Linked DNA regions of Homo sapiens: region 2 is linked to region 1. Evidence: chromatin contacts called from ENCODE Hi-C or POLR2A ChIA-PET data. All regions are on one chromosome and are shown on one strand. Each heading gives the region's core, a stretch centred on a gene start or an enhancer-like site at or near the end of the contact. The rest is flanking DNA. Distances are from core to core; before and after follow the strand shown.

Region 1 (7,096 bases), core at 1,028-3,527:
TTTTAAAATATATATATATAATAATAAATTTTAAATACATATATATTTTTTGAGACAGAGTCTTCCTCTGTTGCCCAGGCTGGAGTGCAGTGGTGCAATCTCGACTCACTGCAACCTCCACATCCCAGGTTGAAGTGATTCTCCTGCCTCAGCCTCCTGAGAAGCTGGGATTAAAGTTGCCTGCCACCACGCCTGGCTAATTTTTGTAGTTTTTAGTAGAGACGGGGTTTCACCATGTTGGCCAGGCTAGTCTCAAACTCCTGACCTCAAGTGATCCACCTGCCTCAGCCTCTCAAAGTGCTAGCCACTGTGCCCGGCCTAAAATAATTTTTAAAAAACCACTCTGGCAACATTACAAAGTTGTGACATATTAAAATAATATAGAATGTGGTATATAATATAAACATATAACTTACAGAAAATAAAAATATTATAGTGCTCAGAACATCTTGATTTAGAGCATGGGTTTTTTTGTTTGTTTGTTTGTTTGTTTTGAGACGGAGTCTCGCTCTGTCGCCCAGGCTGGAGTGCAATGGCACGATCTCAGAGAATCTCTTTAACCTGGAAGGCAGAGGTTGCAGTGAGCCGAGATCATGCCATTGCACTCTAGCCCGGGCAACAGAGCAAAACAATGTCTCCAAAAAAAAAAAAAAAGACTTGCCTGAGGATGTCTAGACATTATGTGAAAGCACAGGGCTTTGATTCTGCCAGTTATAAAAGCCCATGCTCAGCCAGGCATGGTGGCTCATGCCTATAATCCCAGCACTTTGGGAGGCCAAGGCGGGTGGATCACTTGAAGTCAGGAGTTCAAGAACAGCCTGGTCAACGGTGAAACCGTGTCTCTACTAAAAATACAAAAATAGCCAGGTGTGGTGGCGGGCACCTGTAATCCCAGCTTCTTGGGAGGGAGCCTGAGGCAGGAGAATCGCTTGAACCAGGAACTCCTGACCTCAGGCGATCCACCCACTGCAGCCTCCCAGCATGCTAGGATTACAGGCCTGAGCCCAGCCCTCAGAGAAGTCTTATAACCTATATCAGCTCCACTGTCCTCAACCATAAAATGAGTATGATTGCTATTATTATGAAATACTTTTCACATGAGGTGTCATTTAGCCTAACAATAATGATGTTGATGGTTAATATATAGTTTGTTCCTTTCTTTCTTTCTTTGTGTATGAATTGAGTGTTGCTAATCTTCTTAGTGATAACTACATTAAAAGCAAACTGATCTGGGTTTAGGGAGATAACAATCATATTTTGAATGGCTTTTATCTCCTTGAGAGGCTTCCTACATCCCAGAAAAGTATTGTGTGAATAGATCTTTAAAGTAGTTTCCAAAGGAGTATAGCAATGTACTATAACTATTATATGGCATTATGTTGAAATTTAGGCTAAATTGTTGTTACTAAAATTTCTAGGCTGATTCCAACCTGTTTCCAAGAACAGCTATGGAATTCGGAGGTGATAGGAAAAACTTTATTAAGAAAAAAGATACCTACTTCTCCTTCCCTTCCCCTGAGGATAACTAAGCTGTCACCATGAATACTAAGACTGCTATTTCTTCTTGTATTTGCATATGGCATCCTCCCAGGTAATTTATGGAGCAAATCCTGACACAGCTCCAGGAGAAACCATATAGCTCCTTTAGTATCATTAGTAAGTAAAAGACCAGAACATGTAAAGAGGGAGAGGAAATTCATCTCCCAAAAGATTCAGGCACAAGGCTCTCTGTTCCATACCCTCTACAGTCCCTCCACCCACACAACTCAGACATTGTATGTAAGAGAATGACACTTCTAGAACCCTGCCCTCTAACCTCTGCTCCTTTTTTTTTTTGCTCTGATTCTCCTGGGAGTTGAGGAACGCTGGAAAATAACTGCAGGGTTTGGCTTCCAGTTGGTTAACCCTGATGCTGATTTCTCTGTGGGACATTTTCAATCTCTGTTCTTGGCAAGAAACTGCAGAACTACAAAAACTGCCAGCTGAATGAAAATATGTTGAAGAGCAAGGGGGTTGGGAGAGATGGAAATTTGGGGAGTGAAGGGTTTAACACTATTCCCATTCCTGTTTGTACATTCTAGTCTAACCACCAACTGTAAGAAAGTTTGACTGACATTTGACCTACTGGATTAACATCATCAAAAGGGCTGAAACCCTCTTTCTTTTTATTTTTTTATTTTTTTATTTTTAATTTTTGAAACAGGATCTTACTCTGTTGCCTAGGTTGGAGTGCAGTGGCATGATCTCAGCTCACTGCAAGCTCCACCTCCTGGGCTCAAGCCCAGGAGATACTCCCACTTCAGCCTCTGGAGTAGCTGGGTTTACAGGCCTACACCACCATGCCTGGCTAATATTTGTATTTTTAGTAGAGATGGGGTTTCACGATGTTGGTCAGGCTGGTCTTGCACTCTTGGTCTCAAGTGATCCACCCGCCTCAGCCTCCCAAAGTGCTGGGATTATAGGCTTGAGCCACTGTGCCCAGCCCCCTCTTTCTTATTCCATTCTACCTTACGTGACTCCTCCAACTAGGTTAAATGTCTTGTATTTGTTTTAGCAGCACGTGTACGTCCTCATGCAGGCATTCCCAAAATATTTGCAAGGCTTATCATGTGCCAATTTGCTACACCTTAGGTAATGATTCGTCCTTTAATTCAATAAATATTTATTGAGCACCTAAGATATGTCAGGCACTTTTGAACTAGTGGGGGAAAAGCCCTTAACTAATTGGGCAAAGGCGTTCTTCTCATGGAGCTTACATTCTACTGTGGCAATACACAAAGTAGAAAATAGAGTCTCTGAAGATAGGTGCTATGGAGGGGGAAAGGGGGACTTTTGATGCCCAAGGTTAGGATTGTTGTTATGTACAAGGTGATAAGGGGAAGCCTCGTGGCTAAGTTCAGAACTGAGCAGAGGTTTGAAGACAGTGAGAGTGTGGATCAAGTAGCTATCTGGGAGACAGTGTTCTGGGCAGTAGGATCAGCAAGAACCAAGGCCCTGAGATGACAGTCTGCTTGGTGTGGCATGGAAAAGCAAAGTGGAAAACAATAGGCAAATACTCTTACCCTCATGGGGCATAGAGTCTGGCTGGGGAGACAGATAGTAATCAAATATCTGCCTAATAAATGTCTAATTCTAAAGGGACTGTGTGCCAAGCGGAAAATGCAGACATGGCTGGAAGACACTATAAAGACACCTGATCGAATCTGAGGGAAGTATTCCCTTAGGAAATGTAGTTTCAACTGAAATCCAGAGAAGAAGAAGTGATTAATATGGTACTGGAAGAGGCCAGGCCTCCCATAGTTTTGGGATTACAGGCATAAGCCACTGCACCCAGGTTCCTTTTTTTTAACCAATCATCCTCAATATTAAATATTATTTTTAGTATGTATTTCCTAAGAACAAGGATATCCTTTGTGTCTTGTGACAAGAGACAAAATAATTGAGCAGGCATTGAAAGCCCTCATATTCTCAGAAAAGTAGGTTTTTCCAGCAGACATTAAACATACTCCTGCAGGCCAGGCACAGTGGCTCATGCCTATAATCCCAGCACTTTGGGAGGCTGAGGCAGGAGGAACACTTCAGGCCAGGAGTTTGGGACCAACCTCGCCAACATGGTAAAACCCATATCTACTAAAAATACAAAAATTAGCTGGCCATGGGATGTAATCCCTGTAATCCCAGCTAGCAGGGAGGCTGAGGCACGAGAATCGCCTGAATTTGGGCGGCAGAGGTTGCAGTTAGCCAAGATCCTGCCACTGCACTCCAAACTGGTTGACAGAGCTAGACTGTCTCAAAAAAACAACAAAAGAATATGGTACTGGAAGGGTGTTTCCCTTATAGAGGGAAGAGTCTTTGTTCACAGGGGTGAAAAGAAACAGCTCTAGTTTTAGGAAATAAAAGATCCAGTGTCTGACTTGCAGAGAATGAGGGGGGAGGCATCCTTGAGGAGCTGAAAGACAGGAGCAAGGGACAAATCACACAGGATTTCTTGCAGTTTGTATGTAGCTGTTTAAATAAATATGTTTGCCGTCTGCCTTCCCTGCTGGACCAAGCTGGGCAAGGGGTAGGGGGGCAGCTGGGACCCTGTCTTGTTAACTACTGCATGCTAAGTACCTACTCAGAATGTGGCACACAGAAAGGGCACAGTTTGTATTTATTGACTGGCTGACTGGCTGTCTAACAACTCAAACAATCTGACATAACCATCTGAAAGCCTCAATAGTGAAAATGCAGCTTGCATTTTGGGAGTAGTTGGTTCTGCCAGATTCCAGGTTTAGAAAAGGCCAGCAAATTCGGCAGTATTCAAAGCTGTGATTTCTATTTCAAAACCACAGATAGAAGCTGACCAGGACCATGGGGAACTCCTTCCGTGGGGGAAAGGAATCCAAATGGGACATTCATGATACTGAGTTGGGGCAGGGTTTCTATCTTGACTTGGTGATTGTGCATATCATAGATGGGTGCTCCTTTGCTCATTTAATACTTTGTATTAATAAGTGAAATGACCACATGGTAAAACAGTATTCTTTTTTCTTTTTCTTTTTTTTTTTTTTGAGATGGAGTCTCACTGTCACCCAGGCTGGAGTACAGTGGCATGATCTCGGCTCACTGCAACCTCCGCCTCCCGGGTTCAAGTGATTCTTCTGCCTCAGCCTCCCAAGTAGCTGTAACTACAGGTATCGGGGGAAATTCAGCCAGATATCAGGCAAAATTCACCCCTGATATTTCACGTACGTTGTTTTCTATTTTCCCTAAGTGTCGGCCAGTTTGAGAAATAAAGGGACAGAGTACAAAAGAGAGAAATTTTAAAGCTGGGCGTCTAGGGGAGACATCACATGTCGGTAGGTTCCGTGATGCCCCCTGAGCCATAAAACTGGCAAGTTTTTATTAGTGATTTTCAAAAGGGGAGGGAGTGTACAAATAGGGTATGGGTCACAGAGATAACGTGCTTCACAAGGTAATAGAATATCACAAGACGAATGGAGGCAGGGCGAGATCACAGGACCACAGGATGGGGCGAAATTAAAATTGCTAATGAAGTTTCGGCATGCATTGTCATTCATAACATCTTATCAGGAGACAGGGTTTGAGAGCAGACAACCAGTCTGACCAAAAATTTATTAGGCGGGAATTTCCTCGTCCTAATAAGCCTGGGAGCGCTATGGGAGTCTGGGGCTTATTTCATCCCTACAGCTTGACCATAAAAAATGGCCACACCCAAGGGGGCCATTTTTGAGGCCCACCCTCAGGGACGCATTCTCTTTCTCAGGGATATTCCTTGCTGAGAAAAATAATTCATCGATATTTCTCCCATTTGCTTTTGAAAGAAGAGAAATATGGCTCTGTTCCGCCCAGCTCACCGGCGGTCAGAGTTTAAGGTTATCTCTCTTGTTCCCTGAACATTGCTGTTATCCTTTTCTTTTTTCAAGGTGCCCAGATTTCATATTGTTCAAACACACATGCTCTACAATTGGTGCAGTTAACGCAATCATCACAGGGTCCTGAGGCGACATACATCCTCCTCAGCTTACGAGATGACAGGATTAAGAGATTAAAGTAAAGACAAGCATAGGAAATGACAAGGGTATCCATTGGGGAAGTGATAAGTGTGCATGAAATCTTCACAATCCATGTTCAGAGACTGCAGTAAAGACAGGCATAAGAAATTATAAAAGTATTAATTTGGGGAACTAATAAATGTCCATGAAAGATTTACAATCCACGTTCTTCTGCCATGGCTTCAGCCGGTCCCTCCGTTTCATGTTCCTGACTTCCCGCAACATACAGGGAAGTAGTCCCAGTACTTTGGGGGGCCAAGGCTGGTGGATCCCTTGATGCCAGGAGTTTGAGACCAGCTTGTCCAACATGACAAAACTCCATCTCTACAAAAATACGAAAATTAGCCAGGTGTGGTGGCGCATGCCTGTAGTCCCAGCTACTCAGGAGGCTGAGGCAGGAGAATCACTTCAATCCAGGAGGTGGAGGTTGCAGTCACCTGAAATTATACCACGGCACTCCAGCCTGGGCATCAGAGCAAGATTGTCTCAAAAAATAAAAATAAATAAAATATGCTGGTTGGTTGTACTTGTAATGCAGGGACAGAGGCACCCTTCATTCTGCACAGTTTGGTGATGATGGTGTAGGTACAGGGCCTGGTGGGGTGGGGGGCGACTTTTTTTTTTTTTTTTTTTTTGCCACCAAGAGGGGATCCAAGCCTGGGGACAGTGTTAATTTAGAGGAGGCCAGATTGAAAGAATTGAAGAGAAACAGGGGTCAAGCCTGGAATCAAATCACATGTGAAGCATACTCTGCTTCTAGACTTTTCTGCTAGGTAAGGCCCTAGATTCTATTTATTGTTTAAATTGGAACTTCTGTAACTGGTATCCAAATTGTCCTAGCTGGTAAGGGTGATAGAAATCCAGAAACAGTTCTGTGCACTCTAAAAATACAGCAGCATCTATAGAATATCAGAATGAGGGTGGAATTGCTCCAAGATCCATCTTCTTTTAAGTTGTTTTGTTTTTAAGTGAAATCTTCCAAGAGTTTATCCCTTAAATATAAAAATGAAATTTTGACTAAGTAAAAATATGTGTGTTTTTTTAGAAAAATGCCAACCATACAAAGAGGTATACAGTGAGAAGAGGGTATCCATCCTACTCATCTCAGTTCCTCTCTCCAAAGGCAACAGTTTAGTTGTTGCACATTTCCTTGTGTGTACTTTCTAAGATATTCTGTGCATAGATCTTCCCTTTAATTTACACAAATGGTACTATATTACCGTTGCTATTTTTGCTCAGAAATGTATCTTAGAGGTTGTTCCGCATCAGAAAATATTTAAGCTGCTTCTTAAACAGGGCAACATGACCAAAATTTTTCATTCTTCATTTTATTGCTATGAACCCTACCTGTAAATGGGTGGTGGGGGGAATTTGTTTAATCAGTGAAATGAAGCAACAGCAACAAATACCTTCTCAGGTATCTGAGGAAGTGTACTTAAAATTATTAAACAGCTGCAAACTATTTCATTTTTTGGTTCTGTAATTTATTTAACCAAGCTCCTACAGGGAGTCATTTAGGTTGTTAACTTTTTTTTTTT
Region 2 (6,745 bases), core at 3,794-6,293, 130 kb after region 1:
TAGTCTCTATTTCTAACAGATAATTAAGCCTGTTATCCTGATGATAAATAACCTTCGTAGGTCTTTTTCTGGCCCTATAGAGTAAAGTCTCCCTCTAGCTACAAAGGCAATTAAGGTAAACAAAATCACACTTAGGCAAAAGTGAGATTATGGCTGGAGTCTTCCAGAAAATAACTATCATCCTCTGTCTCCCTTTGGCATTGGAAGCCTCATATGTTTAATCAAAAGAAAGGCCATCTGGGTTGAGGGAATGGGCAGTTAACTGGGTTCACTGAGAACTGCAAATACGCTGGGCACCACAGTGAAGTCAGCTGACATGTTCTCTGCCCTGCAGAATGTTGGCAATGCTGACATAGTTGGACTGAACACAATAGATTATCATGTAAGTTTAAGCAATCTGAGTGACAATGACAAGTAACAAGAAGGCTCTGAATATAGAAATTATTCCAGAGAGATGACTGGAAAGAATGGAGTTTTGCACATAAAGAGAATCACAGCAGACTCCTAGCAATTGTGAAGATACGGAAAGTTTTCATCAGCAACAACCCACAACACTTCCTAGTTTCTCCCACTCACCCTTTGAGCTACTGACCTCTTCCTTACCAACTCCTTGTTCCCCCTCCACCTCACATTAAATCCCCACTGTTGCCTTTTGCCCTATGTAGAGCCTATGCTGTGGGTCCCTTTATTTCTCACAACACACCCATCGTCTGTCCTGTGACTGCCCAGGGGATGGGAAGGAGTGAGATAAATAAGGGACCTGAACACTGTATGAAACCACCTTAGGTTGTGGACTCATCCTTTGAAGAGTAATGCAAAGTAAAGCTGACTTTTTAGATATGAAGTAGGAGTCAACACTTTACCGTAAATTTACTGAGCATCTACTATGCGCTGGAATTTTAGAAATACATGTGGCTCATTCCCTTGAACTGTAATCTGGTATAGGCCACCCAGAAAGGTGTTGACTTTTTCATGCTGCTGGGCAGCTGCTCTTTTATTCTACATACAGAAAAGAATGTGGAAAGATGAATGGCGTAAATAGCATTGATATTGTGTGTGTGTTTGTTTGGGGCTGTAAGAGATGGGTGACTTCAAAGATGGCGACCCCTTGTTTGGAATTTTCTAACTGAGACAGCTCGTGGGAATTGGAAAACTTACTCTCCCCATCATTCGTTGAATTTCAGGAAGCAGGGCAGCACTACTCCATATAGTCAAGTCAGATTCATGTGTAAGGAAGACAGAGGCCTGCTACTAGCTGTTGTCCAGCTTCAATGGTCCTAGCTGGAGGCCAGGTTCAGATGGCCCAACAGTTCTAGGTGGGTGACTGAGCCCCAGGGAAGTGTGCACTGTGTTTCTTTCCTGTTTTCCTTCAGCACCTGTTCTGAAGCCTTCCTGGCTCATGGAAGGGATAGTCTGAAGTGTGGGGAAGTCAGTGCCCTGAGGCCATCTTCAACCAATGGGGAAGAGGAGCTGGCAGATGAAGGTTCCATCCCCGCCTCCTGGGGCAGCGTTTCTGGGCAGCGTTTGGTGCACTTTTCGTGAGGTACTGACAGACGTTGTCCCTTGTTGTCCAAGCTCAGTAGCAGTTTCAGTAATGTACATTTATATTGGCTTCCACTGCCCACCGCCCCACTTCCCTCACTCTTACTTTCTGGGTTCTCCTGATAGACTAAGAGCATACAAGTCCTTATCTTAGGGAGTCCCAAACTGAGACATCGAGGGAGTAGCATTCCCTGATAACATTCTGTAAGGTGTTGAGATTCTAGATGTCTCTCAGTTACTTTGATTTGTTAACGTTATGAATCATCTTGTCCTGCTAATTAAAGAGATGGAAATTGTTTTAAAAATTAAAAATTTTTAAACGCCAGCAAGTAACATAGAAAGAAAACCTTCAAGAAAGTATAATGCAGAAGGAAAAATTAAGTTGAAGAATGATACCGTCAGGTATGTATATAATTGTTTAAAGACACACAAAGCAATATCTTACGTTATCAATGGCTGCTCATATTTGTGGTCAAAGGATGTTTTCCAAATTCCTGGTGGTGGTGGCTTTGGGGAGGCAGACAGGAACATGAGGCTTGCAAGCAGCATAGAGAGGATTTCAGCTTTATCTGTACGTTTTGTCATATATTTGAAAGCAAAGATTGAAAGGACAGCTGAAAAAATTGTTAACATTAGCTTGTTTTAGTTGGGAGATACAAGAACATTTGTCATATTTTTCTCTCTTACGCGTTTTAAAGTTTTCCCAAATTAGATAAAAAGTTAAAGCAGCTTTAAATGTTTTTAAATGAAATTTGGCAAGTTCAAAGCTTTGAAAAAAATTAAGATGACCTATAAATGTAGCATCAAGCTCCAAGCAAAATTGCCGATTTGATATTGATATGTTTCTCCAGATGTTTTTTCTAATTTAATGTGTGTTGATTTGAAATGCAACTATGCGTTAGTCTTGCTGTATCTTCAGACACTCAGAAGTCTCCTTGTTGACTATGGCAACATTATGAAACGTTTCCCCCTCAAATTCATAAGGCAATGTAAGTCCAGCTAACAGAGAAATTTAAAGAGTATATCTAATTTATTTTCCGAAAATGTAAGATTAGCACTGTGAGAGTAAATATGGGATATGACTTAGTTCACAGTCACATAGATAAGGTTCTCAAAGTAAAGAATTTCTGTTCTTTCCAATGCAGAATTTTTACTGGGAATAAATCAAGTTCAACTATACTTCTATATTTCCTCTATCGTCCCTCTATAGAACTATAACATATACGCTTTAGTTTATCTTCCATAAGAACTTCTTGTTACTGGGCTTTTTTTTTTCTTGTTATGATTACAAATAGCCTTCATTACATTTGCAAACTAAATCCAGAGTTTGGAGTCTTGTGCATGGCTGCAACTTGGTATTATTTAGTATTATTGTTATTAATATACATGCTGGGAGACAAGAGAACATTTTGATAAATATTCATAAAATGTGCCAGATTGATGCATAGTTACAGTATCTATTTGCACAAAGCAATGCCATGAACATATGACTCACAAGTTCTGAAGTCTGATACTGTTAGATAGATTGATGCTGGTAATTTATCATGTGCCGCCAGGAATAGGGAGATGCATTGCAAAACCCTTTACTGGCTTCTGGCATCCAGGCAACAAACTCCTCTTGCCTTTCTCTCTTTGCCCTCAGATTCATCAGCATCTCTGTGAAGTAGGATTCAAGGATGAAGTCAACCTAAAACTTTTTCTCTAGGTTTCCAGGAACAGACTGGGAGGCGTAGTTATGAGCAGACCTAAACAGAAAACACTACGGGGATACAACCACAATTTATTTTCCTCTGAGGCTTTTTTAAAAAAAAGAACCCACACTTTTGCATGCTGCAAATCTTTCTTTCTCTGTCTCCCTTTGACCCCAACCCCTACCACATGGGAACCAGAAATAATAAGTTTCTAATGGCCTAGGAGAAGCCAATGCAGGGGCAGGGAACATGCCGCAGAGCAACGGAAGTGATTTCAAAACTCTTGACTCCTTCAGACCCACCAGCATCAGAAACTATAAATAGGAATGGCTGGCAAGAGGGAAAGGTGGGACAGATCTTTCCACTTCTTCAGAATGCTCTTGAGCAGGAGGCAGAGAACAGAAACATGTTCAATGTTTTGCACAAAACTTGCTTCGTTCCTTCACAGCAGAGCTGCTTGGCATTATGGGAGAGCAAGTTATCTGGGCAGAAGTCAGAGCTGAAAAATTTTGCTGCAGTGCCTGTTGTTGACCTGATGAGATTTTTTTAAAAAATCCTTCACTGGGGGCGGGGTGGGGGACAGAGAGGGGAAGTAGACAAACTTTTTATTTTTTGGAGTATTTATCTATTGCTTGTCTGTTATGGAATGAAACGTGTCCCCCTCAGATTCATGTGTTGAAGCCCTAACCCCCAGTGTGACTGTATTTGGAGACAGGGCCATAAGGATGTAATTAAGGTTTAATGAGCTTGCAAGAGTGGGGACCTAATCCAATAGGACTGGTGTCCTTATAAGAAGAGAAAGAGACACCAGGAGTGTACATACACAGGAAAAAGGCCATGGGAGGACACAAGGAGAGGGCAGCTGTCTGCAAGCCAGGAAGAGAGCCTTCACCAGAAACCAACCCTGCTGGTACCTTGATCTTGGACTTGCAGCCTTCAGTACTGTGAAAAAATAAATTTCTGTTCTTTAAGCTGCTTGGTCTGTGGTATTCTGTTTGGCAGTTCTAGGCAACTAATACAATGTCTTTTAACACTGAAAGGCAGATTGAAGTTCACTTGTGTATGTGACAAGGCATTGGATACATATTAAGGCCTAGCAGGTAGTGGAGTGGTTAAAAGAATTGGCTGCTGGACTAAGGTAGGCCTGGTTCAAATCCCAGTTGATCACTTACTAGTAGTGTGACCTCCAGCAAATTACTTTGTGTCTTTATGTTTCCTCATCTGTAGGAGAGTAACAATAACAGCTTATATCTGCAAGATTGTTGTGAGGTTAAATACTTTAATGTATACAGAGCATGTCGTAGTTACTGGCAAACGGCACCCTAAAAAATGCTAGCTACGACACTGAGCACCTCATTTGTTTATAGTAGTTTCAGTTTACAAAGTACTTCCATAGCTATTATTTCATTTGATTTTTACAGCAATCTTATGAGATTAGTTGGGAAGGAAATCTTACACCCACTCAAGGGAGGAAGAAACCAAAATTCAGAGAGGAAAGGAACTTGTCCAAGCTCAAATTTCTAAGAAAAGTAGAGCCAGGCTTCAAATCCAGATCCCCTGACTCCAACTTCAGTGCTTTCCTCACTAAATTTGCAGTCCCTCTGAATTCCTCCTTCCCTGATCCCCTCCCCTTGTCTTTTTTTTTTTTTTTTTTTTTTTCACCAAACATGTATTGAGTTTCTATCACATTCCAGGCATTTCCTCTTCTTTCCCTGGACCTGCGTGTCTTTTCTCTTGTTCGTTTGGACCTGGATGTTGTGTGTGTGTGCATGAGCAAGCCTGCCTGGGAGCGTGCCCGTGTGCCCACATTTGGGCATTGAGGGCTCTCATTCTCCCTAAGGGTGGCCTTGCCTTGTTTTAGCTCAAAGACAGCACTTGGCTTTCAAGGATATATTATAAATAGAGCCTTGACAGCACTCTCTTTTCTTATCTGAAAACTGACACGAAGCACAGGCAACTAGGACAAAAAGAAAGAGAACAGGGTCCGTGGTGGAGCAGATAATCAATATCTTTAAATGATTCGAGAGCAGAAATTCCCAAATGGGAGGTGAGAAGAGACCTGAAAATGACAGCCTGAGGAAGTTTGTTGGGCTCTCCTAGGGAGTGAGTGGTAGGGCGCGGTGTTTGAAAAAGCAGATTTCATATTGCAATTTGTTATTTAGAAAAATGTCCCCCAAAAGCTGTTATTCTCATAGTACAAACTATAGAAATTAAAGCTGTCCAGAACCTTTTTGACCTTTGGGATTATGTAAGAGTTATGGCAATTCCCAATGAAACGGGAGGCGGCCTCTGAATTGTGAGAGCTGAGATCATCACCGTGTATTTTTAGCCATTAGGGATTTGAATCTAAAAAGCTGGAAAACACTGTTTCATAGAGTCTTCAGAAAAGAAGCAAGGCCTAAAAGTTGCAAGGAGTCAATGCTTGAAAGGTTCCCATAGAGTTTGAAAAGGCCATAAAACCTAACTCCCCTATTTTACAGATGAGGCAACAAGAGAAGTCGCTGGCACAAGATCTAATGCTTATAACAGGATTGGCTGAGCCCAGCATCGGCCTCAACCTGCAGTGGGCGGCGGGGGGGGGGGGTGGGGTATCAGTAGAAAAGACCAGGGAATCTCTGACAAGTCGTCCTCTGCTCCTAATAAAGAGAATTAAAATGTGCCTTTAGGAGGCTGGGACCAACCCCAGGTCACTAGCTCAATGAGCCTGAAGGATGCAACTGGGGAGGCATTTGGAACACAAAAGCAGATACTCCTGCTGTTCTAGATGGCTTCCTAAGAGCCAGGGTTCTTCAGGTCGGTCTTTCCAAGGACCTAAAGTAGTAGGTTGGACAGCAGGGGATGCGGAGGATCAATGAAGCAGCTGTTGGCTTTCGGTGCATATAAATAATGCACCTCTAAGGCCTAGGGTGTGTTTTGGTTATTCTATACAACAAATACCCAAAAAGTGTTGGTGACCCTTGGCCTTGCATTTCCCCAGACTCTGACCCACACCCTGACCTTGACCTGACCCTCAGCCTGAAGCTGACCCTGAACCTAATCCTTTCGCTGACCCTGACCCTGATTTTGAGCCTCCTGTTGAACCATAGCCTCAGCCTGGCCTGCCATTCACTCTGACACAGGACATGACCTTGTCCTTCATCCTGTTTCTCACACTACCATGACTCTCAGCTATGCTCACCCAGACTCTGACCCTGACATGGACTCAGATTCTCACCCTCACAATGAACTTGTCTATAGGCAGACTCTAACTCTGAGGCTAACCCTATGCTCACCCTGAATCTGATCCTAATCTTGAACCTGACTCTCACCGTGTCCCCGAACATATGGCCCTCACGCTGACTCTGACCCTCACACTTACCCTCTCAATTTAACCCTACCCCTTACCCTGATGCTGACATTGACCTTTATCGTGATGTTGACCCTGGACATATACCTCACACTCCTTCTGAATCTGACCTTAATCCTCACCATGACATTCACAATTACTCAGATCCTGAATCTGACCTTCATCA

Evidence for each region. A loop is a pair of places that touch in the nucleus more often than their neighbours do. ChIA-PET counts read pairs that join two places held with the same protein, here RNA polymerase II (POLR2A). Pooled maps may share reads with other maps.
Region 2: POLR2A ChIA-PET joins it to region 1 with 20 read pairs in BJ. The contact joins two enhancer-like sites. A Hi-C loop is called at or near these places in 2 of 168 maps with a recorded cell type or tissue (heart left ventricle and psoas muscle) and 1 of 50 pooled maps. POLR2A ChIA-PET finds 5 or more read pairs at or near these places in 2 of 52 experiments (BJ and OCI-LY7).

What each region holds. Positions count from the first base shown.
Region 1 is chr3:66,051,339-66,058,434 of GRCh38, forward strand. No RefSeq gene overlaps it. Among named protein-coding and RNA genes, the nearest start is that of MAGI1, 16 kb to the left of the region's middle. RefSeq lists an enhancer at 4,741-5,263. Within about 2 kb of position 2,278, at least 10 of the 41 ENCODE cell types and tissues checked have a DNase peak (open chromatin) inside an H3K27ac peak, as active enhancers do.
Region 2 is chr3:66,176,912-66,183,656 of GRCh38, forward strand. It overlaps LOC107986095 (a long non-coding RNA gene), which reads right to left. Exons shown (of 3, transcript XR_007095953.1): 2 at 1,988-2,156; 3 at 190-1,816. It also overlaps a transcript of SLC25A26 not described here. Among named protein-coding and RNA genes, the nearest start is that of SLC25A26, 41 kb to the right of the region's middle. Within about 2 kb of position 5,044, at least 3 of the 41 ENCODE cell types and tissues checked have a DNase peak (open chromatin) inside an H3K27ac peak, as active enhancers do.